Linked DNA regions of Homo sapiens: regions 1, 2, 3, 4, 5 and 7 are each linked to region 6. Evidence: chromatin contacts called from ENCODE Hi-C data. All regions are on one chromosome and are shown on one strand. The core of a region is the stretch at or near the end of the contact, and the rest is flanking DNA. Distances in the headings are between cores, read along the strand shown. Region 1 holds the start of ZNF529-AS1 (ZNF529 antisense RNA 1). Region 2 holds the start of ZNF350 (zinc finger protein 350). Region 3 holds the start of ZNF567-DT (ZNF567 divergent transcript). Region 4 holds the start of ZNF432 (zinc finger protein 432). Region 5 holds the start of ZNF461 (zinc finger protein 461). Region 6 holds the start of ZNF180 (zinc finger protein 180). Region 7 has its middle 57 kb from the start of ZNF568.

Region 1 (3,697 bases), core at 1,089-3,588, 7.9 Mb after region 6:
CACTGTAGGCTCTAGACAGTTGAAAGAAATTTTTCTTTTAAATGAAGTTTGAAATTTGATTTTTACAGTAAATATTTTAATTAGAAAATGACTATTTTAATTACTACAAAGCTGACTTTGTGATTTTTAGTATTTCAAGTACTTTTACTTGGCTTAAAGTGATTTAGGAGGGCATTAAATCACCCTCAACTTCATCCAGGGGCAAGCAGGAGGCGGGGGGATGGGTGGGAGGGGACCTCAAATCTATATAACTATTCAAAGTGGTAGGGATGAAAGTATTTTACTTCTGTGCTACATATGGAGTCCTCATTTCAACATATTGGATTTAGTTTGTATGATGTTTCCAGGTAATGCAACCCTGTCATCTAGAAATTATAATTTTACCTCCTAGTTTCCAATGCTTGTGATATTTTAGTTATTAGAAACTGTCATAATTCTGCAAGCAAAATGAAATACACCAGACACACAGAGTTCTTCAGTCATTAACATCACTTACATAGTGATCCATTTTCAGTTATCATGGAATGTACACACAAAACCATGATAAATAACAATTAGCACAGACACATTCAGTTTCCTGTGATCTTACCTACTCCACAAAGCCACAATCCTATGGATCCTACATGACATTCACAACCCTGTTGAGCCCATCTTATAATTCCATACAAACATAGCAAAGCAAACTCAGAAACTACTTACTCCAGTTACACAATCTCACACACACAAATCACAACTAATCATTCTAAAAGGCTTATCAGCTTCTTGGAAAGTTAAATGTAAACTTACCAATTACCCAGCAACTTTTCTTCTAAATATTTGCCCAGGAGAAATGGAAACGTGCCAGCTTTATTCGTAATGTATAAAACCTGTAAATATGCCAAATGTTCAACAACAGAAAAATGACTACACAAATTGTGGTATATTTGCACAATGGAGTGCTGTTCAGAAAAAGAAAAATGAACTACACATGAAATCTCACACACATTAGGGTAAACTAAAGGAGAAATATGGAATTCCGGAACTGACAGTTACAGTGACACAAATCAGAACTATGGCTGTCTCTGCTTTGAAACTGACTGGAAAGGACACCAGCAAACTCCGGTGGTGCTGGTGTTGTAAACCAAAAATAAAATCCTAAGCACACCCAGACCATCTTGAATGGACCCCTCCTCTTGGCCAGGGCATTCCTAACCTGAAAAACTAGTAAAGCCATGATGGAAAGGCGGGGGTGGGCGGGTCGGACATGCTTCATTATACCCTCCTCCATTTTGGAATTACTGATAGAAAAGACCCCAAGTCTGAAAAGAAACATTTACAATCTATTCTCTGTGAAGCGTGCTACCTGGAGACATTCCTAAGTCTTACGTCAATAACTCTTTCAACCCATTGCCAATCAAATAATCTTTGAATCTACCTATGACCTGGAAGGCCAGCCACCTTCCAGCTGTCCCGCCTTTCCGGAGGGAATCAATGTACATTTTACATGTATTTGATTGGTGTCTCATGTTTCCCTAAAAGGTATAAAACCACATATATCCCGTCCACCCTGGGCACAGGTTCTCAAGATCTCCTGAGGGCTGGGCCACCGGCCATTGGTCACTCATATTTAGCTCAGAATAAGTCTCTTCAAATACTTTAGAGTCTGAGTCTTTTCGTCAACAGTGTAAAACACGCCCTAAGGCAGACACACACACACTGAACCGCCGCTACCTGCCAGATTCCATCTGGGGCCTTTCTCATGGTGCAAAACGGACAAAAACTCCAAGTCACCCTCAGGTTTACGACCACGGGTCACATCCTGAGGCCCCCACACTTAGAAGCCAGAGTGGAGCAAAACCTCGCCCGACTCAGGCTCCGAGTTCTCCCCTCGACCCTCCCCAGCCTAAAGGCTGTACCCGCTTCAGGCCTTCCCAGCCCGGCCCTCCAGTTCCTTCTTCGGCCTCCCTCAGCCTGGGGTCCGGGTTTCCTCCTCGGCTGAGCAGCCGGGTCCGCGACTCCCTTCACCCTCCCCGGCCCGGGCTTCCGGTTCTTTCCAGAGGTGAGGCAGGGGCCACCTAGAATTCCGCGGCCCCCCACCTCCCCCAAGACCACCCTCGCCCCAGCTTCCTGTTCCCCATTCTGTCCTCCCAACCTGGGTTCCCGATTACTGCCTCGACTTCACCTTGCCGTCAGGGACCACCAGCCGCCTCTTCCGCGCCTAGGGGACGCGCAGCGGCAGCCTCTGCTGATGGCAAGGGTCTGCGCACCCGGAAACTCCAGGGTCTGGGGCGTGGTGCGGCCCCTGCGGCCAGCGGGCTCCGCTTGAGCTTCAGGGCTCTTTCGTTGTTGGACTACGTTTCCCACAGGCCTCAGGGCCGCGGATGAACTTCGACCTTTGCTTCCTTTTCCGGTGTTGTGGTTATTGAGTTAAGCCTGGCGAGTCGAGGTGACCCGGGCCGGGCTGCGGGAGGAGCTCGCGGTGAGGTGGCCCCGCGCTGCCGGGCGAGGTCGGTCCACGTGGAGCCGGGAGCCTGAGGCCTCTGTACGCGGGAGCTGCGGACGATGGTGGTTAGTGCTATTGTTTACGACGTCATTGTGGTGTGTGTGTGTGAGAGACGGAGACCCTAGTGTGTGCCGTGGGTGCTGTTTGATCGGACTCAGGACGGTGAGTAGGGGCGGGGTCTATCGTGTGACCCTGGTCTACGGTGACGTGATCGTGTGACAGCACTGTTGTGACCAACTATAAGTGTGAACGGGGTAGAAGTGTTTTTTTGTTTTTTTTTGTTTGTTTGTTTGTTCGTTTTTTTCCGTGAGCCTGTAGGAGTTTGTTTTGGGTAAAGCGTCATTTTTCCGACTCTGTGATGTCTGTGATGGAATCTCTTCGTGAGGTCTTATACACACACACACACGCATATAGATAGATTACATAGATGATATATAGAAGATAGATAAATGATAGATAATAGATAGATAGATAGATAGATAGATAAGATAGATAAATGAAGTTTCCTGGGAAGACGTGAAGGGGAGGGCATAGGTGTAGTATTCATTCCTGGGATAACTCCCCTTGCATGAGTTTGGAGGCCATTTATACATTAAAGAACTACAGTATTTCCTGAGCTGTGTTCCCTAGAAACTGCTAGGCATTGGTCGTACCTTTTTCTCGGATGTGGGGAGGAGTCGACAGTATTCTAGTTTCCCTCTTCGATCTGGGTGTGTTTGTTGTGTGTGATGGGCTTTTCTGGTGGTGAACACTGTGTTCTTATTTAACCAGTCCAGGATGTCATGAGTCCTTTCTCCCTCTTGGTTATGTAGTTCTGCAAGTGAAGGCCCCCTGAAGTGGAAGACAGCATTGGTACTAATGGCCAACTCAAGGTTAGTTTTTTTTTTTGTTCATTTACCTGGTCCCTTGGTTTTCTCTTCCCAATTAACAACAGGACCGTAGAGATGGGTCCCCTTGTCCTCCATTGCCTTTCCAAATGCCCATTTCCCTTTCATTGAATATTCACATATGCATTAGGTAAATCATTCAATTCTCCCATGTGCTTCTTTTTTTCCAAAGGATTTTTATGGTATAGAAATACAACTCCTGGAGGAGAAGTTAAAACTTTTTTTTAGAATGTAATTTGTTAAGGAGGAGACGAGTGATTAAGTAGAATGGCACACTAGATACCTTTGATCTTATTTACAGACTTGATTTGCAAACAAAGCAAGATAG
Region 2 (3,496 bases), core at 435-2,934, 7.5 Mb before region 6:
GTGGCGCGATCTCGGCTTACTGCAACCTCCGCCTCCCGGATTCAAGCGATTCTCCTGCCTCAGGCTCCCGAGTAGCTGGGATTACAGGCGCGCGCCACCGCGTCCGGGTAATTTTTGTATTTTTAGTAGAGACTGGTTTCGCTTTGTTGGCCAGGCTGGTCTGGAACTCCTGACCTCAGATGATCCGCCTGCCTCGGCCTCCCAAAGTGCTGGGATTACAGGTGTGAGCCACCGTGCCCCACTTCACTTTCTTAAATGTTGTGTTTAGAAGCACAAACTTAAAAAAAAATCAAGTCCACTTTATTAATTTTATTTTGTTTTGTGGGTCATCCTTTACTCTCCTCTCAGAATTAACTCACGTCCATGAGGATTATCTCCCTTTTCCTTCTCTAAGTTTTATACTTTCTCTTAAACTTAGATCTATGATCTATTTTGAGTTAACTTTTGTGTATGGTTTGAGGGTCCTAACTCATTTTTCTGGATGTGGATATCCAATTATCCCAGTGCCGCTTGTTGAAAAGACTATTCTTATTGAATTGTCTTGGCACTTTTGTCAAAAACTCTTAACAATATTTTTATACTCTCAATTCTGGCTCTGCTCTTCCCATTGGCACCTTTACTAAAAGTGGCCTTTCTAGGAGGCCCAATTCCTTTAGTCTGTCGTGGCCAGGCTCACATCGTAATTCATTCTCAAAATCTCTTTTCTCTCCTCTCCTCTCCTCTTTTCTCTTCTTTTCTCCTCTTTTCTCTTCCTTCTCCTCCTCCTCTTCCTCCTTCTTCTTCTTCTTTTTTGTAAATAATAATCATTTTTTCGAGGCCAGGCGCGGTGGCTCACACCTGTAATCCCAGCACTTTGGGAGGCCGAGACAGGCAGATCACGAGGTCAGGAGGTCGAGATCATCTTGGCCAACATGGTGAAAGCCAGTCTCTACTAAAAATACAAAAATTAGCTGGGCGTGGTGGCGCGTGCCTGTAGTCCCAGCTACTTGGGAGGCTAAGGCAGGAGAATCGCTTGAACCAGGGAGGCAGAGGTTGCAGTGAGCCCAGATCTCGCCACTGCACTCCAGCCTGGCGACAGAGCAAGACTCCGTCTCAAAAAAAATTATAATTTTTTTCTTTCTTCACCACCCGCCCCCCCGAATACCTGCTATTTTTCTGTTCTTAAAAACCGCTTCCTGCAAGCTAATTTTCGCCAGACGCTTTCCCGTGGGTGTCTGCCTACCTGATGTGTTGCCTTTTCCCTTTCTACCTGATCTGTTACCTTTTCCATTTCCAATTCATTCTCTGGGATACCTACACCTGGCTGCACTGTTACTTGTCTTTTTCAAAACCTTTTTTTTTAAATTTAACAAAGTGGATGGAAAAGCGCTAAAGGCAATTTAGCTTGCCCCATATTTGCCTGATAAAGCCTGAGTCTCTGAAAATCTGCCCCCTTTCGCAAGACTTTAAGTGCCAGGAAACGAGGCGATTTCAGTGACTTCTCTTCTTCCCTGGCTCCTGGCTCAAAAACCTGCCACTGCCTTCTGTGCGTCCAATTTTCAAACATGGCTGCCGTCAGGAGCCACGGCTATGGGCGCGGCCATTTTACAGAGTAGGAAATGCCGTAAATGCGCTTGTCCTTGCTCTTTTAAACATTTTAGGTTCTCCTCGGCCGCCGTAGGTGGACCATAAACCCGTGCGAGGACTCCAGAAGTAGGAGCAGTTTACGGAAGTGTAACGTTGAGGCCCTTCTTGTGTATCTGGAGAAAATAGAGGTCAGTGTGTGGTTTTGTCCCTGAAAGTTTTTTGTCCTAGTTCAGGTTTTGTCTCAGTGGAAGGTTTGGGAGATCTGAGGACGTGGTGTACCCTGGACCACATAGTTTTTGGCAGGAAGACTGGGGAGCGCCGGGGTATAGGCATTTGGGAGGTACCTGGTGGGAGTCTGTGATCCCCCTGTCTGTGGTCCGCGTGCCTTTGGTGTGAGTACAGTGACTAAGGGTCTGTAGTGATCAACGGCCGTGTCCTAACTGTCAAGGTATGGATCACTCTGCTTGTAAAGGATGGAGGTGGCGATTAGGATCGATGCGGCGTCTGCTTCGGGTTCAGGATTTAATTTGGAACTCAGTGATGTTGGAGTCTGGGAGGATGTCCATCGCTGTAGAGTGTCTGGTCCGTGGTTCGGATGAGTAAGAGGCATGGGGCCAGTGTCTGTGGTACAAAGGCTTGTGAGGGCTGAAGCTTTCGAGACTTTGGAGCCCTGGGTCCTGGGTTGAGGTTCGAACCTCGGTTACTGGGGCAAAAGGCGACACAGCCCCCAGCATTAGTTCGAAACCATATATCTACTCTTCTGATCCTTGGGGTGGCTATTTACAGATCGGGGGGTCAAGTTCAGTCATACCCTCCGATTATATATTGTCTATGGCTGCAAAGGCAGCGGTTGAGTTGTTGTGACAGAGACCTCGTGGCCGGCAAAATCGAAAATGTTGCCAACCTCTGCATTCACTTCTTTTATTTTTTATTTATTTTTTTTATTTTTTGAGACGGAGTTTCACTTTTGTCTCCCAGACTGGAGTGCAATGGCGCGATCTCGGCTCACTGCAATCTCCGCCTCCCGGGTTCAAGCGATTCTCCTGCCTCAGCCTCCTGAGTAGCTGGGACTACAGGCCCACGCCACCACGCCCGGCTAGTTTTTGTATTTTTAGTAGAGACAGGGTTTTACCACGTTGGGCAGGTTGGTCTCGAACTCCTGACCTCAGGTGATCCGCCCACCTTGGCTTTCCAAAGTGCTGGGATTACAGGCGTGAGCCACCGCGCCCGGCCTTCACTTCTTAATATATAGTGAGTGTTGCTTGCCCGCCTTATATTCACACTTTCTTAACAGAATCTCCATTTCGTGAAGTATTCATCCCTGTGGCAAGGCGACCCAAATCCCAGTTTCTTAGTAAGGCCTTGTTGGTCTTAGCCAATCTTGCTGGTTCCAATTGCCATTGCTAGTGATAGGTTTGACATGGAAATGAGCTTAGGCGTATGGTGCAATTCTAGCCAACTATGTATGTGAAAATCTGCCTGGGAGTTTCTGAGGGAGCATTTTCTTTTTTAAATATGTAATTTCTTGAATCTCTTTTTCCATGTTCGTGATGATATCGCCTGAAAATAACATTAATTTTCTGTCTTACTTTGTAATGCTTATAATTCATTCTTATCTTAATGCATTGGCTCAACTTTCCAGTATAAAGTAGGAAAATAGGGTGTTAGTGGACGTTCTTGTTTTATTACCCACCTGTAAAATTCACCCGTTGTGTTGTCTGGAGTTAACACCTTTCCTGGAGGTAAACTGTTTGGTATGGTTGATCTCTTCCTTTACTTTGTTAATTTTTCTACATTTATATATTTTAAATGTACAATTTAATTATCATGGAGGCAATATATGTATAAGCAGTCATTGCCCAGGTCAAGAAATAGAATATGGTCAGCACACCAGTGGTGTTCTGTGAGTCTTTTTCCATTCTCACACCGA
Region 3 (3,786 bases), core at 821-3,320, 7.8 Mb after region 6:
GGAAGGTAAGAGATGACTTACACTAAATTATAGTGGTATCAGTCATGTTAGCCTCTTCTTGTCTCTGACTTCTGTCTTCTCATTCCTTTCCCAGCTCCCAATCCATGAGAGCTAAAGACTGCCTATAGGGAGTAAAGAGGAGACAAAATAAAGGTTGGGGAATTAGAGAAGAAACTAATCATGTATCCTTTCACATTTCAGGCTTCCAGCAGAAGAAATTCATCCAGCAAAAAAAAAAATAAATACACACACACACACACACACACACACACACACACACACTCTCAAATAGGAATTTTGAGAGTGGCAGTTATGAGATAAAGTTTTTTTCTGTGTGGTCCCAGTGGTATTCTATTCATTTAAGCATATCAGTCATCAGTCAATACCAGGTTTCCCAATAAATGATCTTTTTTGGAAGGGAAGGGACGGAGTCTCGTTCTGTCGCCCAGGCTGGAGTGCAGTGGCGCGATCTTGGCTCACTGCAACTTCCACCTCCGAGTTCAAGCGATTCCCCTGCCTCAGCTCCCGAGTAGCTGGGGCTACAGGCATGCGCCATCATGCCCAGCTAATTTTTATATTTTTTAGTAGAGACGGGGTTTCACCATGCTGGTCAAACTCCTGACCTCAGGTGATCTGTCCGCCCCAGCCTCCCAAAGTGCTGGGATTGCAGGCGTGAGCCACCGCGCATGGGCCCAATCTTTTTTTTTTTTTTGAGACGGAGTCTTGCTCTGCCACCCAGGCTGGATTGCAGTGGCACGATCTCGGCTCACTGCAAGCTCCGCCTCCCGGGTTCACGCCATTCTCCTGACTCAGCCTCCCAAGTAGCTGGGACTACAGGCGCCCGCCACCACGCCCGGTTAATTTTTTGTATTTTTAGTAGAGACGGGGTTTCACCATGTTAACCAGGATGTTCTCGATCTCCTGACGTCGTGATCGGCCCGCCTCAGCCTTCCAAAGTGCTGGGATTACAGGCGTGAGCCACCGCGCCCGGCCCGCATGGGCCCAATCTTACCCTCTGAAAATTATTTTGCCTCTTCCTCTCCATTAAAAAAAAAAAATCACTACTTATTTTACTTGTCTAATTACCAGAGTCAAATTCTACAGGCATATATAAAATGCCCAATACTCATAAATCAATCTAAACAATGCATACTTTAGTCAACACTCGGTTTCTCAAGCACTCCACCTAAGTCACACAGTGTGCCACATTCACAGTCATCATAGGTCGTGTACACCAAATACTTTTAAAATTAGGCATATTCATAGCTGTATCACCCACTACATAGTCATAATCCCATAGGCCCCCACGTCGTGCACAATTTCACAGAACTTCTACAAAAAGTAACAACCTTTCACTCACAATGCCCTCACTGTCGCCTCTCCAGAGTCGGACACAGGCTCAAACACAAATCGACTCGCATCTAATTTAAATTAAAACTTAAGACACGCAGGGACCCTATCACTTTCATAAACAACCGGTTCCACAACGTCACACAGAATAACACATTCCCCTACCACAACACACAGGACAGGTACGAAAAGCCACACACACACACACGGAGCGCCTGTTGTGTGCCAGGCCGTGCTCCAGGAGCCAGGGGACGAAAATCAGACGAAATTCCTGCCACTGGGGAGCTCACCCCCCGCCTCGGGCAACCGGTTCCCTTCTTCAGGTGCTCCCGGGCCCGCGCTCTGGTTCCTGCTTCCCTCCCAGCCTTCTCTGAGGCCCGGACTCGCACTTTCCTCCAGCCAACTCCTCGTCCCAGGTTGCTCCTCTTCCCTTCTTGCTTTCCCCAGCCCAGGCTCCCGCCTCCCTCCTCAGCCTTCCTTACGGGTCACACCGTCACCCGCCTTCTCCGCGCCCGCGGGACCCACCAGCCTCACCTTCGGTTGCCGGCCGGGCGTCTGCGCATGCGCACTCCCACGCGGACGATGCCTCCCAGGTGTCTCCGCGGCGCGTTCCTGCTGTCCACCGGCTACGCGCGCCTTCTCCACATCCGGGCGTTTCCGGCCTTGGACTACATTTCCCACAGGCGCCCGGGCGGTTTTCGAACTTTGATCTCTGGTTCCCCTTCCAAATTCTCATAGTGCGTGGCTGGGATGAGGGCGGCGCTCACGGTGAGGAAGCCCCGAGCTCCCGGGACGCAGACAGGGTGTGCAGGGCCGTAGCTCGGGCCTGTGTATGCACCTGTGCGTGTGTGTTTGATGCCAGGACAAGGCGGCGGTGTGCGCGGCGAGGAGGCTGCGACAGGTGCGTGATTGTGTTCCTGTCCCTGCTCGGATGCGGGACCTTTGGGTGGCCGTGGTCGGCTGTCGGGTGTGTGACACTGTAGGGTTTGAGACCTTCCATCATGACAGTGCTGCTGTGGCCGTGTGATGGAAGAGCCTTTTAGGTCTGTGGTGTTGTGTGTGTAACGGGTAAAGCTTCATTTCTGCAGTGCTGTGTTTAATGTTGGGACTGAGGGGTCTGTCGAAGATCTCCCCAATGTGCCTGTGAGGACTATGATCCATGCCTATGTTAAGCAGAGTCATCTTGCAATGAAGCATGGCCCGCGTTGTCTTCTCAGGGCACACCTGTCCCCAGTTCTCAGCCTGGTGTTTGACACAGGGGATCCTGGCGGAGTGCCCACCTAAGCGGCAGTTTTAGACTCGATTGTTTCTTGGGCTCTGCATCTCTGAGTTCCCAGCTTCCTTTTTTCTCCCGCTTTATAGCTGTATAGACCCCAGCTGCAGTGAAATGGCCATCAAAAAGGGAAGGGATAATCGAGTGGTGGAATAAAATCTGCAAACAGAAAAAGGACAGACCTGTTTTCGGAACGAGGCTTTTCGAGTTGTAAGTGTCCCTTAAGCAGAGTTCTGGGAAGACGTCGTGGGGAGAACCTAGGAGTAGGATTCCTTCCTCAGAGGCTCTCCCTTGGGAACTCTCAGAGGTCAGGTTCCATGTGATCCACATCATTCCCAGAGCTGTCTCCGCAGGAGACTTAACGTGAATTTTGAGAAAGTCCCCAGTCCTGGATATCAGTGACCCTGGCCTTTCCCTTGAATACTAAGAAGGGTTAGCAGTACTCCCATCTCCCTTTTACTTCCATCTGAGTATGTTTATGGTAGATGATGAGAGCTCGTGTGGTGGCAATAATTTTTTCCAATTTAGCCAATCTGGGTTCCAAGAAAGGTCTGATGTCTCATGATTCCTTACCCCTTCTCCCTTGCCTTGAGGTTCTCTAAGAGCCCTGAGGAAAGGGAACCATTGCTGAGCATATCTGAAAACCAAGGTCAAGGAAGTTTTGTTGTATTTTCTATTTTTGTTCTCTTTGATTTTGTTTTTCAGCAAGGGAGTATTTTTTCTCCTCCTGAAATGCTAGTCAGTGGTTAGGTTACTATTAGGCAGGGCCTTGTGAGGTGCTTTGACCAATAGAATGTGGTGGAAGTGATATTGTGAGACTTCTGAGACAAAGCTTCAGGAAGTCTTGCAGCTTTTTCTCTTCCCCTTTTCCTGCCCTGAGACCACCATGACTGAAGGCTAAGAGCAACTTGCTTGCGCATTAAAGATCACTTGGAGAGAGAGGTCCAGTGAGCAACAACGGCCAGAAATTTCAGGGAGACCATCTTGAACCATCCAGCCTCCACCAGGCCAACAGCTGACAGCTGTCACATGAATATGATCAGCAGAAGAACCACTCAGGCAAGCCAAGCCCAAATTGCCAAGCCCCCCAAATAATAAGCTAATTGTTTTTTGTTTTAAGCCATAAACTTTTGAGGTGGTTATATAGCAATAAATAACTGAAA
Region 4 (3,802 bases), core at 1,109-3,608, 7.5 Mb before region 6:
AGAGTTTGCAGTGAGCTGAGATTGCACCACTGCGCACCAACCTGGGTGACAGAGTGAGATGCAGTCTAAAAAAAAACTTATTAAAAAAATATATTATATATATGGAAATAAACAATAATTAGGAAATAAGAATTTCTTATTTGTGCTTAGAATACACAGTGAAGTAAACAGAAAAAAAGAACAACAACAAAAAAGAATACATAGTGAAGTAATTTGAAAAGATTAAATGTTAAGACAGGCATGGTGGCTTATGCCTGTAATCCTGGCACTTTGGAAGGTCGAGGTGGGAGGATTGCTTGAGCCCAAAAGTTCAAGACCAGCCTGGGCAACATGATGAAACATCATCTCCACAAAACATACAAATATCAGCTCTGTTATATATGAAATAAACAGAGTTTTCCAAAGATCTTTTATAAGATGGGAGAAAGGAGATGAAATAGAAGAGAGATTGACTTGGTCCTTCAGGATTGGAATCTGATAGATGGGACACTAGAGGAAGTTTAATGTAATCTTTTTGGCTATCTAGATCTAGTTTTTAGGCCCTGGCTAGAAGCCAGTTAGTTCCTCTTCTAGAATGGCCAATTAAGTCTACAATGCCGGCCACAGTGAGCTTGTGGTATTTAGCTTGCCCTAATCCTATCCCCATATCCTCAGCTTCAAGGTAGCCTTGAAAAGCAACCACCTTTTAACAACAGTAACAGTGAATATCTGCACCCTAGCAGAATATCTGCACTTGAGGAGGTAGAAATGGCTCTGAAAATGGCAGAAATGGCTCTGAAACACCCAAAAGCCTCCATCCCCACAGAATGTTCACTACTAAGCCTGCTTTGCAGCCTGCTGAATAGGTCTATTCTCATAGTATTTCTCTATTTGGCTTGACTTTATTTATGTGAACACTCCTACCCATAGGGCACTTGTCAAAAAACAATCAGCAGCAATTGTTTAACACTAGAGTGTTTAGGGGAGTGACAGTGTGTGTCTGCGTGATAGATGGAAGTAATAAGAGGGCACAGGGGAAAGGGGCCATACGCATAAGATGATGGAACAGAGAGCCTGGAGGGTGGGGTATAGAGAGTGTAGGGGAAGGGAGAAGGCAGACAGGTAAAAGGAAAAAGAATGTTAAGTGTTGTTCAGCCTCAAGACTGACATGATGAAAGTACCTTTATTGTGGTTTTTGTAAATTAGAATGCATGCTTTATTATTAAAAAAAACACAATTGAAAATGTTAAGGACCTTTTCCTCCTTGCTTCTTATAAGAAACCATCATAAGACATAACTTGTAATAATTCTGTAGAAATATACATATATAAAGATATATGTATATATATATTTTAAAATAGTATGTTTTTATTGCAAAATATTCATTAGTGTCATCATATCATAGCCAGATCTACAACCCCAGAGTAATTCCCATGGTTATGTTACATGGCAAAAAGGACTCTGCATTGTAATTAAGTTTATTAATCAGCTGACTTTAGCATTGGGAGATTATTCTGGATTGCCCAAGCACTTAAGAATAGGAGAAACCGGAGAGATGCAGCAGCAATAGTCAGTGGTTTCAAATATGAAAGGGATTTCACATACTATTGTTGGCTTTAAAGATAGGAAGTCGTGGGGGCAAGGAAACTCTCTAAAGGAAATTAATCTGGCAACAACCTAAATAATTCTAGAAAAGGATTCTTTTCCAGAGTCAAGAACAGAGCCAGGTGGTTCTTCTCTTCTAAAGACATTTCCATGGGCCAGTTCCACCGCAAGCTTCTCAGAGAGAATATGTTCTGCCGTACGGACACCGAACGTCCCCTAAGATGGCCGCCCCCATGATGCTCTCCCCTAAGGGCTCTGGCTCCGTTACCTGCAACGCACCGCTCGCTTATTTTTTGTTCTAGTCTCTCTTGCTTCAGTTTTTATACGGCTTCTAAAACGCTTCGCATTTACAATAGTGACTGAGGTGCCCAGAGGTGACTTTAATTTTCCATTGAGCTGAGACGTCACAGCCATCATAACCGCTAAGAAGGGATGCCGCGCCTTTGTGGTAATAATGGGTTCTGGCCTTTGAGAAGTTTGCGCCGTTCACTGTCCCCTGCGAGGAGAAGACTAACTTATTTCTGTTCCGTGTCTGTTCAGAGGACTTTACCCCCACGCCGTGTCTGCCTGTGTGAACTCAAGCCTCTGATAAGCTCTCCATTTTCTGCCAGGGCTGAGGTGTCTGGAAATCGGACAGTTTAAGAGGCCTCCGTCCACCGCGTCTCCCGGCCGCTGTGCCTTCTGTACGTCACGTACTCAAAGATGGCCGCCCCCAGAGCGGCGAGGCGACGCCGGCGCGGACGCGTCTCCTCCTGAGGAAAAGCCGGAAGGCCGCATTCCGCTCTCCATGGAAACGCGGCTGACCGTCTCTGGAGGTTTAGAGGGGGAGGGAGTTGGGCGAGGGGCCCAGAAGTGGAAGAAGTTTAGGGAAGTAAGTTCAGCTTTTAAGAGGTCGCGGCGATTCCAAGGAGAGTCAGGTCAGTGTGTGGGTCAGGGCGTGGAAACGTGGTGGGAGGGAGCTTTCTGAGGGCGTCTGCGTTGTTGGTGGCGCTATATGGTGGAGGTAGCGCGGGGGTTGGGGGAGGCGGGGGCGGGTGTTTCCTTTTGGAGGGGAGCTGGTAGGAGTCCCTGGTGGGTGTCTGTGATAGGATATCTTTGGGGTCCCTCATGGAGGCTCTGGTGGTCAGTGATTAAAGGCCTGAATAGATCAACGACCAAGAGTACTGAGGTCAGGGATTGTGGTCCTCGCGGGTCACTCCCCAGTGGGGCTCAGTGATTGAGAATCGATGGGGTGGCTTTTGTCAACGAATGTGACTTCTGTTTCACATTCTGGATTAATCTGAGGCTTAGTGATTGATGAATCATTAAGGGAATCCAGTGTACGTGTGTGTCTATTCCAGGTTTTCCTATTTTATCTGGCGGGGTGGTGGTCTTTTGTCTAGAGACAAGTGAAAGCCGAAGTCTTTTCACAAGAGCCCTGGCTGGTTTTGTGTGTGTGTGTGTGTGTGTGTGTGTGTGTGTGTGTGTGTGTGTGTGTGTGTGTTGAGCTCAAACTTTGGCTGGAACAGACTTGATGAACGTTAACATTTCCTAAAAGTTTCAGGTCCGAGTACCTCCTCCACAATGAGTTTTCTAATCCTCTGGCTTTCCACAACAACCCATGCTCTTGAACCTGCAGAAAATGAAAGTTTTTTGGGGGTGAAGGGGGGCGGATGAATAGGCTTTCTATTTAACATTATGTTTTTAAATTACTGCGCACAAATTAACAAGAGCCTATTTTTATCCTTCCTCTTGCAAATGTACTGCATATTTTTATGGGTGTTTCAGGTTTTGTATGTTAGTATATAAAGGCGGCTATTTTCCCAGTATTTATATTTTTGAATTGTTTTCTAAATTTGTATTTATAACTCGTATTCCTTTTCTCTGTCTCCCTCTTTTTTTCTATGTGTTTCTTGTTCTTCATATTGAAGTGTGTATATAAACATTTTTTTTTTTTTTTTGAGATGGAGTCTTGCTTTTGTCGCCCAGGCTTGAGTGCAATGGCTGGGCTCACTGCAAACTTCGCCTCCTGCGTTCAAGCCATTCTCCTGCCTCAGTCTCCGAGTAGCTGGGATTACAGGTGCCTGCCACCATGCCTGGCTAATTTTTTCTATTTTTAGTAGAGACAGTGTTTCACCATGTTGACAAGGCTGGTCTCGAACTCCTGACCTCAGGTGATCTGCCCATCTCGGCCTCCCAAAGTGCTGGGATTACAGGTGTAAGCCATCATGCCTGGCCG
Region 5 (3,496 bases), core at 488-2,987, 7.8 Mb after region 6:
GGTCCAGAGATCTGTCATTCATCCATCTCAGACCTTCCTGGTCGCAACCAGCTTCTTCCCTTCTCAGGGGCCGCCACAGTCACACTAGTCCTCTAATCATGGGTGGACCCAGCGCAAAAAGCCTCACACAGAATGTCACAAGATCCCTGTGCACGTGGCTGCGCTCCTGCAAACGTGGCAATCACACGGGTCCAGGTGGCCTCTCACATTTAAGCCACATCACGTATCACCCCCACAGGGGCCACTGCGGGAGTGGCGGCGCTCGCCGCATGAGCCCCACGCGGGCATATAGAACAGCCATTCTCAAAAAGCCTCAAAACCGTTTCACCACCCAGCGCGGTGGCTCACACCTGTCATCCAATACTTTGGCCACTGAGACGGGAGGATCGCTTGAGCCCAGGAGTTCGAGACCACCAGCCTGGGCAACATAGCGAGACCCTGTCTTTACCAAAAAAATAAAAATAAAATAAATCGTTTTGGCCTGACCCGGTGGCTCACGCCTGCTATCCCAGCACTTTGGGAGGTGGATGCGGGAGGAGCTGAGGAGGTGGAGACTGCAGTGAGCTAGGATCGCGCCACCGCAGTCAGCCTGGGCAACAGGGCATGAAGACCCTGTCTCAAAAAGAGGCCGGGCGCGGTGGCTCACGCCTGTAATCCAGCACTTTGGGAGGCCGAGGCGGGCGAATCACGAGGTCAGGAGATCGAGACCATCCTGGCTAACACGATGAAACCCCGTCTCTACTAAAAATACAAAAAATTAGCCGGGCGAGGTGGCGGGCGCCTGTAGTCCCAGCTACTCGGGAGGCTGAGGCAGGAGAATGGCGTGAACCCGGGAGGCGGAGCTTGCAGTGAGCCGAGATTGCGCCACTGCACTCCAGCCTGGGCGACAGCGAGACTCCGTCTCAAAAAAAAAAAAAGAAAAAAAAAAAGTTGAGTGAAATATATGACGTACAGTTTTTTGTTGTTGTTGTTGTTTGTTTTTTCTTGCCCGGGCAACAGGGCAAGAAGACTCTGTCTCTAAATAAATAAATAAATGGAGTCAAATATATGACATACAGTTTTGTTTGTTTGTTTGAGAAGGAGTTGCTCTGTCGCCCAGGCTGGAGTGCAATGGCGCGACCTCGGCTCACCGCAACCTCTGCCTCCCGGGTTCAAGCGATTCTCCTGCCTCAGCCTCCCGAGTAGCTGGGATTACAGGCATGCGCCATCACGCCCGGCTAATTTTGTATTTTTAGTAGAGACGGGGTTTCTCCATGTTGGTCAGGCTGGTCTCGGTGATCCGCCCGCCTTGGCGTGAGCCACCGCGCCCGGCCAAAAAAAAAATTTTTTTTTAAATCGTTTCACATACAAATCTCACGCGCTACACCCTCACCGTCAGTTCATATCCACCTTCTCCTCCGGAGTCACCTTCGGACACGCGCACAACAAAACACCTTTCTCACCACAACTCCACAAAGGGAAGCCGGGTTAGTCCGCGCCCGCCGAAAATTATCTTCAGCCACAGCCCGCGGAGGCCGCCTTGAGGGGTTCGGGGCAGCCACTGTGCCTATTCCGAAATCCGTCCTCAGCGGAACCCGAAGTCCAGAATCCGAAAACGAACATTAACAGGTTGGCGTCACTCCAGCCTCGGGTGAAACTGCGCAAGTGCATCCCGGAGCCCGGCGGAACACACCCGCTCCACCCCAGGCGCTCTCCCCTCGGACTGCATTTCCCAGAGGACACTGCTGTCCACAGCTACTTCCGGTAGGAGCCTCGCAGGAATGGTCTCCGGGTAGAGGCAGGTAAGGATGTCCCGGGCCGGTGGAGAAGGAAGAGCTGGGCGTGTGGCTTCGCTTGGAATCCGAATCAGAGCTTGGACCAGAGCCTTCCCTGAGAATGCTGAAGGTAAGAAATCCTGGCTCACCAGTGCCGCGGAAGGGAATGTCTATAGTTTTAGGCCTCTGAGTGCGGGATCAGCCCTTAGGTGGGTGTGTTTTGAATGCGTGAGGAAGTAGGGTTTCTCTTTGGGCTGTGTGTTACTGTTGGGACAGCGACCTGGTGCGTGGGTGTGCTTTAGTGACAGTGTGATTGTGTGCCTGATCATTTGTGTAAATGGGGTTTGTAGGTGACTGTGACCATGATTGTGAATGGCTATTTGTGTAAATCTCATTTATTTACGTGAAAGAAAAAGCACATTTACAGGCCGGGAGCGGTGGCTCACCCCTGTAATCCCAGCATTTTGGGAGCCCGAAGCGGGTGGATGCCCTGATGTCGGGAGTTCGATACCAGCCTGGCCAACGTGGAGAAACCCCACCTCTACTAAAAATACAAAATTAGCCGGGTATGGTGGTGCATGTCTGTAATTCCAGCTCCTTGGGAGGCTGAGGCAGGAGAATCGCTTGAACCCGGGAGGCGGAGGTTGCTGTGAGCCGAGATCGCGCCATTGCACTCCAACCTGGGCAACAAGAGTGAAACGAAACTGTCTCAAAAAAAAAAAAACAAAAAAACATTCACGTTATCCTCAGGCTCACACGATCAGGCAGAGAGCTTCCACTCCTCTCAGTCAACTCTGGTCTCTCACACACAGACACACGCACATTCACCTCACCCCGCTCCTGTGCACACATCTAAGGCTCAGGACGCCCCACTCCAGAGATCTGTCATTCATCCATCTCTCATCCTTTCCTGACTACTTGAGGAGTTAGCTGTAGATTTACACACACAACACAAGCGAAAATCACATTGCTACCCCGCATTTATCATTACAGCCTCAGAAAAACACCACATATGTAGTATGCTTATGTACCTATGTGTTTGATTTTTTTTTTCTGAGATTTGGCCACAATACACATTGTTCTGCAACTTCCTTTTTTTTTTTTTTTTTTTGAGACGAAGTTTCTCTCTTTCACCGTGGCTGGAGTGCGGTGGCGCGATCTCGGCTCACTGCAACCTCCGCCTTCGGGTTTTAAGCAGTTCTCCTGCCTCAGCCTCACGAGTAGCTGGGATTACAGGCATCCGCCACCACACCCAGCTAATTTTTGTATTTTTAGTAGAGACGGGATTTCACCATGTTGGCCAGGCTGGTCTTGAGCCCCTGACCTCGTGATCCGCCCGCATCTGCCTCCCAAAGTGTTGGGATTACAGGCGTGAGCCACCGCGCCCGGCCTCTGCAACTTCTTACTAAAAGATATTTATGTCCTTTTGTCTGTATTCAAAGACAAACTTAAGAATATTTTTCAGGATGTTTCCAGGTATGATTCTTCTTTAATTCTTACAGCACTGTACTTCAAACTAAAGACTCAAGAATTTATTTTGGTCTGCAAATTTTTGTTCTATTTATTTTTTCTCTTCCATCTGTGTTGTTTCAGCCTCTATTTTTGAAATTTCTGTTACACATACACTGGGTCTTTTGGGTCTGTTTTCTGTTTCCCTAATCTTTTCTCATAATGTTCATTACCTTTTCTTTTTCCTCTTAATTCAGTGAAAATCTACCCAGTGCAGTTCTCAGCACCCTGAT
Region 6 (3,397 bases), core at 549-3,048:
GTAATACTTTTTTGGAAATGGTAGCCAATATAATCCAACATGAAAGAGAATGTCTAATTTAAAATACTGGTAAGGAAAAGATGAAATTGTAGATAACTGTCTCAATAGAAAAGCCAAGAGAGTCAACTGGAGTATTGTAAGAATTAATAACATTGCAGTAGGTTAACCAGATACAAAATAAGTATTTTTTAAAAGATCAACCACAATAACCAATAATAAGAAGCTTTGGGGATAGAGATTACATTTCAAATAGTAATAATTCATTGTTTTTAAAGGTCAGAATTTACGTGAAGAAAACTACAGGAGTGCTTTGACAAGCATTTTAAAAACTAAAAAATTATGTATTTTCATACAGCAGGGCTCCAATTTTCAGCTACCTCCCTGGTAGGATGAAAATTAACACAACTACCTCATAGGCTGATTGGGCTTGGTAATGAAATATTAAAGTGTTTAATACAGAGACAGGAACCTTTATTTAGCCAACGAATATTTATTGAGCATCTATTATGTGCCAGGTCTCTCTCTTTTTTTTTTTTTTAGGTGTTGGGGATGCAGCAGTGATCAACATCGATAAAATGCTTTTCCTTATGGAATTGACATCGTAGTGGTAGGTCGGACAGTAGACCAAATAAATAATTAAAATATATAGTGTGCTAGATAGTGAAAAGTTCTTTAGAGAAAAAAATAAAAGATGAAGGGGGAGGCACAGAGCATGTGGGGAGGGAAGCGTTTGCTTGCAAGTTCACAACGGGTGGTGGGGCAATGCCTCATGAGAAGATGATATTCCCCTAATTACCAGACGGTGAGAGCCAAATGAATCCCTCAGGAGAGGCTGCTAGGGAGTGCAAAGAGCACCTGCAAACGACCAGGGGCTGGAGTCTGCTGGATCTGTTGGAGAATGGGGAAAATGTGCCAAGCAAATGGGCAAGAAATGAGGGCAAAGAGAAAAGGGGACTACGCCTGTAATCCCAGCACTTTGGGAGGCCGAGGGCGGATCACCTGAGGTCAGGAGTTGGAGACTAACCTGGCCAACGTGGTGAAACCCCGTCTCTACTAAAAATACAAAAATTAGCCGGGCGTGGTGGCTGGCGCCTGTAATCCCAGCTATTCAGGAGGCTGAGGCAGGAGAATCGCTTGAATCCGGGAGGTGGAGGTTGCAGTGAGCCGAGATCGCGCTATTGCCCTCCAGCCTGGGCGACAAGAGCGAAATTCCGTCTCAAAACAACAAAACAAAACAAAACAAAAACAGAGAAAAGGGGAGAGGTGGGGGGAACAGATCCTTCAGGCCTTATAGGCAGAGAAAGAACTCAAAATTTAAAAATAAAATGATTATATTTTAGTATTATTAAATGTAAAAACATAGATTCCTGAAGGGTTCGGTAGACGCTCCCTCCACTGTAAAATGGGGATGTCGCAACTGTCTCACAGGTTTCCCCTAGGACTAGAGGAGACAAGGGGTCGCGCGCAGCGTCTGACAGGCAGGGGGCACCCAGAAAGGGTCCCCGCCATTTCTATTGGATTCTGACGTCACGCCAGAGCGACTCCCCATGCGTCGCTGCACTGGCCTCGGCCTCCCGGCGCCGCGGCTGGTCTTAGTGCTCCCCCTAGACCTGCACATGCACAGGTGTGGCGCCCCCCCGGGCCCCGGACGAGGACGCCCTCTTAGCTTCTGGCCCGGTCCCCCGCCCCACTTCCTTGGAGAAGCCGGAACCCCGCCTACTGACCGTCCGCGCCGCGGAGGCTTCTGGGAATTGTAGTTCTGGCTCTCCGAGCCCAAGTGCACTTCCGGGTTCGGCCACAAGAGCAGCCATTGTCCCGCGCGCGGACGCTTGCTGTCGCCGAGCAGCTCGGCCCTTCAGACTTAACCCCCAGCGGCCTTGCGGATGCTGACTAGGAGAGGGGACCGAACTAGCTTAACCCGAGTCGGCCGTGTTGCAGAATCGGGGCAGGGGGTTGCCTAACCCGAGTTCGTCCTGCCGCAGAGCCGTGCTAGGCACTGAGGCGGTGACAGGCCCAGCCTGGGCTGCGGGCCAGCGGACGCCCAGGTTGGTAGGGGCGTGGGGCAGCGCTTGGTGTCCGATGCGCGCATGCGCAGGGTCTACGCGGGAAGCTGGAAGCGGTGGTGAGTGTAGCGGGGAGACCTGGTATCTGTGCGGGTGGCGCTTTAGCCTCGGGTCACCGGGGTTGATGGAGTTACTGATACAGCTGTATATTCCGCGACTGTCCTCTGCGTGCATGCGCGGGTGCTTGGTCAGGTGGTGCTCTTGTCTGGGGCCTGAGGATGCCCAGGTTGCTGGAACACAGGGCACATGCATTGATGTAAGGGGACATCTTGAGAACTCCCCTCCTCCAATGCCGGGCTTATTTAGTGGAGGCCTGAGGATGTCCGGGTTGATGGAGTGCTCCATTGCAGATTGTGGTTTCTGGAGAGGAGGGGCTGTGCCACTGTCCCTTTACTCTTGATCAGGTATTTGGGTAGGAAGCAAAAGGTTGTAGGTAAGATTCCGAGCAGGTGGCTCTGGGCCCCTAGAGCAGACAACGCGCTTCTCCAAGGTCTGGGGGCGCTGTGGTTGGTGGAGAGACCAGATTGGAGTTGCAGATTCTTGTGCCAGAAGAGGCAGTGTTGCTAGTGAACCCTTGGTGGGAATTACCCATGGGCAGCAAACTCCCAGGCTGAAGGAGGGTATCAGGGCCTAGAAACAGGTTCTGGGCAGAGGGCCCCCTGCACGTCCTGGGGGTGTCTGAATGGAAAACAGAAACTTGAACTGATAGTAGGGACCTATGTAGGATAGTGCAGAGCTCTAGAGCATTCAAGATGGGCAGAGACTCCGGGTTGGAGATACAGAATTTAAGTCCAGGAAGGACAGAGCTGCAACAGCTGCCATCAAATTGGTAGCTGGGGAGGAAGCAGTATGTTGCCAGCATCGTTATGAAGCAGGTGTTGCTGAGACCTTTACTTGGGTACGCTATTTGCAGGCGTGAGAATGTGCAGGTTAGTAGAGGGACAGAGCCTGTGCTGCAGATTTGGTCCCGGGAAGAGCTGACTGCACAACACCCAGGCCGTCATGATTGGGCAAGAGAAGGACAAAGGGCCCAGTTCCCATTGAGCTGCTGTATCGTAGGCTCGAGAACCCCCACGCTGGCGAGTGCCCAAGTCCTGGGGCTGATTATGGAGCTGTATGCTCAAGCTACTGTTTAGTTGTTGTAGTGTCCTGGCTGCGGGCAAATAGTGGGGCAGTTGACCCCAGAACCTACACAGAGGCTGTGGGTACCTGAGATGTCCCAGGCAGGTTGAGACACAGGGTGAGGGATGTAGATTGTTGACTCAGGAGCATGGTGTGCCCCCAGACGGGCAGAGGAGCCAGGTCCTGGATGCAGATTGTGAGCACGAACCTGC
Region 7 (3,403 bases), core at 375-2,874, 7.5 Mb after region 6:
AGTTAAGGAGTTCGAGATCAGCCTGGGCAAGATGGCAAAACCCCGTCTCTACTAAAAATACAAAAATTAGCTGGGCGTGGTGGTGTGTGCCTGTAATCTCGGCTACTCAGGAGGCTGAGGCAGAAGAATCACTAGAACCGAGGAGGCGGAGGTTGCAGTGAGCTGAGATCACACCACTGCACTCCAGCCTGGGCAACAGAACGAGACTCTGTCTCAAAAAAAAAAAAAAAAAATTGGTAAGCAAAAAGGCTATTGCATATGATCATGGAGGGGACAATGCAGAAATCAGTGAGACTGAAAAAGCTAATTCTGTTGTTCAATTTCCCTGCCAAATCACTGAGGCATGTTCTCTGTCAACACTGTTGTGAGCATGAATAAAATCCAGGGAAGTGGAAATTCTAGATCAGATGAGACAATGTTTGCAAAATAGACAGCCCTAGGCTGCTTTAGGAAAATGCTACATAAATGCAGTTTCCTCCCCTCTTCCCCTTTGTCCAAATCATGAATGTAAATATTTTAGATAAATTTCTGAAATAGGACACTGTCCTGAAAACCAGTAAGTCCTTTCCAAGAAAATGTCAAATGCAACTTACCTCCGCCATCACTTCAGACGCACAGCAGTTCTCTCCTCTTCTGGGTTCTTAAAGAAAGATGTGGAAAAACGTTAAGAAGCCATCCTGAATCCCTCCCTGAACCCCTTGGGAGGCCAAACTCCTGCCCCACCCCAGGCACTGAAAGGGAGACCAAAGAAGCTGCAACGCCACCGCTCTCTGTCATCCTCACAAAGAAATGCAGGTGACCTTAGGAGCCCAGAGAGAAGTCCTGGGAGAGCCCCCCAGACCGTAGCCCTCTTCCTCCATAACAGCCTAACTTGGGAAACTTTCAGGCCTAGCGTCTTACACTGAGCCCAAAAGTCTGTGGCGCCAAGACACAGCTTAAATGGACCCACCTGTCAGGGTCTCAAACTGCTGTCCTTTAGGCTGGGGGCACCTTTATGGGTCTAGATCCCTGGTGGCTACTGGGTGAAAGAACAGAGAAGTGGATATAGCAGGGACTTCCCAGCCCCAAACTCTAGAACCATTTCCACCCTCAACACACACCAGAGATAGACCCGATGGAGGGAAGGCCATTCACAGAGATTCACTACCTACTGACTAGTCTCAGTTGGGGTTTGCGTAGACGGCCAGGACCCATCCACAGGGCAGACCCCGCCCAGCGTATCCCCAGAATGTACAGCGAGGGTGTCCCGCCCCCTCCCAGGCCTCCCAAAGATGGGGTCGATGACCCGGCACACGCTCACACTTACATGCACAGCCACACAGAATACCGTGCAGACAGGACTCCCACCACAGCCCCGCAGGCACAGCGGGCACAGATCGCCAAGCACCTGTCGCTGGGCCCACAATCCAGGTCCGGGGAGAACTGCCCGGACTTTTAGTCCAGACAAGAGGACGCAGGGCCGCGATACCCTAGACCTCCTAACATTCCCAGACCGCTCCAGCGCCAGCCTCACACCACACCCACTCCCTGCCTGCGCGCGGCCCGACACTGCCCTCTGCCGAGCTGGGGGCCAGTGGCCCTGACACCCTTCTCCCATCCCGACTGCACCGCCCCGACACTCTCTTCCTTCCCCATCGCACAGCCCTGACCTCCCCTAGCGGTGAAGCGTGGGCATGCAGCCCGCACATCTCCGAGAGCCACCTGTCTTTTAAACTCCAGACGACCCCAGCTCCTCGCCGGGACGCCTCACCGCCCCCTTCGGCGTCCTAGCACTCAGGTCTGAACGAGTCCATCCCAACCCAGCGAGCTCCGCAGCCCGGGACGTTCCAGCCCTTTGCTTTCCAACACCCGCCAAGGAAAGGTGACTAGCCTTCTTCGGCCGGAAAAGGTTGGCCGCGGGGCCCCCTGGGAAATGTAGTCCAGAGGTGGGTGCGCCACCCGGGGCCTGGACCGCACCACGGTCACTGGCGCTCACAGTCATGTCCAGTTCCCCGCCTCCAGTGAAGCCGAGGCCAGACTGCCCAGCTGCACCCGAGCACCCTCCCAGGAACTGGGCAAACACACAGGCCCAGGCAGCAATAGTTGGCCGCTGACGGCTAGAAAAAGGCTGTGGGGCCGTGGAGGCTTCAGAAAAATGTAGCCGCAAACCCGGGAAGGGGCGGCCGGGCCCGCCGCCAGGGCTTCCAGAGTCCGCGAAGTTAACCCGGCTGCAGCCGCCCTCGCCCCAAACGGAGGGTCAGGGAGTGGGGTTTGTGTGTGTGCCCAAAGGCCTCTCACAAGTGCTGTAAAAAGCCAGGGAGCGGACCACCCAGGGTACCCTCCACAGGGAGCCGCGCTCTGGGGTGGATCAGGAGAGGGCGACTCCCGGCCACGCCACGAATTAGGAGTCGGCCCGGACCTGGGGCTTCACTGACCTGGGCCACAATCCCGATAAAGCCGGGTGGCTAAGTTTGGGCTGGGAATTCATGCCCCAGTCCAGGTCTTCTGGCATCTCAACATTTAAGTCACTAATTTCTGCTCGGGCCGGGCCACAGGCTGGCCTGGAGGGTGTCTGGGAAACGACCTGTCCTAGAGGTTTGGGGATGTGGCCTAGGAGAGACTGAAGGGGCGCAGTCACAGGCTCAGGATGCCGAAGGGACTGGAGAAGGATGAGGGATAGTTGGGTCTGCAGCGGAAATAACGGAAAACCAATATAGTGGGCTGCAACGTCATTATTTGAGGATTAAGTTGCAGAAGGATATTTAATGACAGAAGTATGTTCGAGAAATACTTTAGGACCTGGAAAAGTGCCACTAAAATAAACCAATTTTAGTAGCACTTTTGTGTTACTAAAAGTGCTACTAAAATAAAAGCACTTTTGTGTTACTAAAAGTGCTACTAAAATAAACCAATTTTTTAAAATAAATACTGTATTTAAAAATGTTATAGGCTGGGCACGGTGGCTCACACCTGTAATCCCAGCACTTTGGGAGGCCAAGGCGGGCGGATCACGAGGTCAAGAGATCAAGACCATCCTGGCCAACATGGTGAAACCCTGTCTCTACTAAAAATACAAAATTTACCTGGGTGTGGTGGCGCGCACCTGTAGTCCCAGCTACTCAGGAGGCTAAGAGAATACCTTGAATCTGGGAGGCGGAGGTTGCAGTGAGCCGAGACTGTACCACTGCACTCCAGCCTGGTGACAGTGAGACTTCATCTCAAAAAAAAAAAAAAGTTATAAATAGGTCAGGCGCAGTGGCTCGCGCCTGTAATCCTAGCACTTTGGGAGGCCGAGGCAGGCAGATCACAAGGTCAGGAGATCGAGACCATCCTGGCCAACATGGTGAAACCTCGTCTCTCCTAAAAATACAAAAATTAGCCTGGCGTGGTGGTGTGCACCTGTAGTCCCAGCTACTAAGGAGGT

Evidence for each region. Hi-C counts contacts between places; a loop is a spot of excess contacts on that map. Pooled maps may share reads with other maps.
Region 1: a loop to region 6 is called in a pooled map, with 17 times the contacts of the local background. The contact joins the promoter of ZNF529-AS1 here to the promoter of ZNF180 in region 6. A Hi-C loop is called at or near these places in 7 of 50 pooled maps.
Region 2: a pooled map shows a loop between it and region 6 (23-fold over the local background). The contact joins the promoter of ZNF350 here to the promoter of ZNF180 in region 6. A Hi-C loop is called at or near these places in 4 of 50 pooled maps.
Region 3: a pooled map shows a loop between it and region 6 (8-fold over the local background). The contact joins the promoter of ZNF567-DT here to the promoter of ZNF180 in region 6. A Hi-C loop is called at or near these places in 5 of 50 pooled maps.
Region 4: a pooled map shows a loop between it and region 6 (11-fold over the local background). The contact joins the promoter of ZNF432 here to the promoter of ZNF180 in region 6. A Hi-C loop is called at or near these places in 2 of 50 pooled maps.
Region 5: a pooled map shows a loop between it and region 6 (7-fold over the local background). The contact joins the promoter of ZNF461 here to the promoter of ZNF180 in region 6. A Hi-C loop is called at or near these places in 2 of 50 pooled maps.
Region 7: a pooled map shows a loop between it and region 6 (30-fold over the local background). The contact joins the enhancer-like site here to the promoter of ZNF180 in region 6. A Hi-C loop is called at or near these places in 6 of 50 pooled maps.

The regions. Positions count from the first base shown.
Region 1 is chr19:36,571,990-36,575,686 of GRCh38, reverse strand. It overlaps ZNF529-AS1 (ZNF529 antisense RNA 1), which reads right to left and starts at 2,338. Exons shown (of 5, transcript NR_173348.1): 1 at 2,132-2,338; 2 at 787-866. ZNF529 (zinc finger protein 529) reads left to right here and starts at 2,395. Exons shown (of 5, transcript NM_020951.5): 1 at 2,395-2,547; 2 at 3,295-3,354. The coding sequence starts at 3,341. RefSeq lists an enhancer at 2,249-2,338.
Region 2 is chr19:51,985,028-51,988,523 of GRCh38, reverse strand. It overlaps ZNF350 (zinc finger protein 350), which reads left to right and starts at 1,684. Exons shown (of 5, transcript NM_021632.4): 1 at 1,684-1,754. RefSeq lists enhancers at 1,518-1,757, 1,344-2,219.
Region 3 is chr19:36,685,733-36,689,518 of GRCh38, reverse strand. It overlaps ZNF567-DT (ZNF567 divergent transcript), which reads left to right and starts at 2,070. Exons shown (of 4, transcript NR_110708.1): 1 at 2,070-2,251; 2 at 2,713-2,833; 3 at 3,504-3,682. ZNF567 (zinc finger protein 567) reads right to left here and starts at 1,907. Exons shown (of 6, transcript NM_001322917.1): 1 at 1,885-1,907; 2 at 22-122. RefSeq lists enhancers at 851-1,490, 2,051-2,100 and a silencer at 1,791-1,850.
Region 4 is chr19:52,047,394-52,051,195 of GRCh38, reverse strand. It overlaps ZNF432 (zinc finger protein 432), which reads left to right and starts at 2,358. Exons shown (of 5, transcript NM_014650.4): 1 at 2,358-2,501. RefSeq lists an enhancer at 1,986-2,575.
Region 5 is chr19:36,665,078-36,668,573 of GRCh38, reverse strand. It overlaps ZNF461 (zinc finger protein 461), which reads left to right and starts at 1,737. Exons shown (of 6, transcript NM_153257.5): 1 at 1,737-1,884. It also overlaps a transcript of ZNF567 not described here. RefSeq lists an enhancer at 1,431-1,560.
Region 6 is chr19:44,498,923-44,502,319 of GRCh38, reverse strand. It overlaps ZNF180 (zinc finger protein 180), which reads left to right and starts at 1,798. Exons shown (of 5, transcript NM_001278509.3): 1 at 1,798-2,045. RefSeq lists enhancers at 1,343-1,392, 1,569-1,863, 1,703-1,912, 1,923-1,982, 1,529-2,029 and 2 more.
Region 7 is chr19:36,971,657-36,975,059 of GRCh38, reverse strand. It overlaps a transcript of ZNF568 not described here. Among named protein-coding and RNA genes, the nearest start is that of ZNF568, 57 kb to the right of the region's middle. Within about 2 kb of position 1,624, at least 32 of the 41 ENCODE cell types and tissues checked have a DNase peak (open chromatin) inside an H3K27ac peak, as active enhancers do.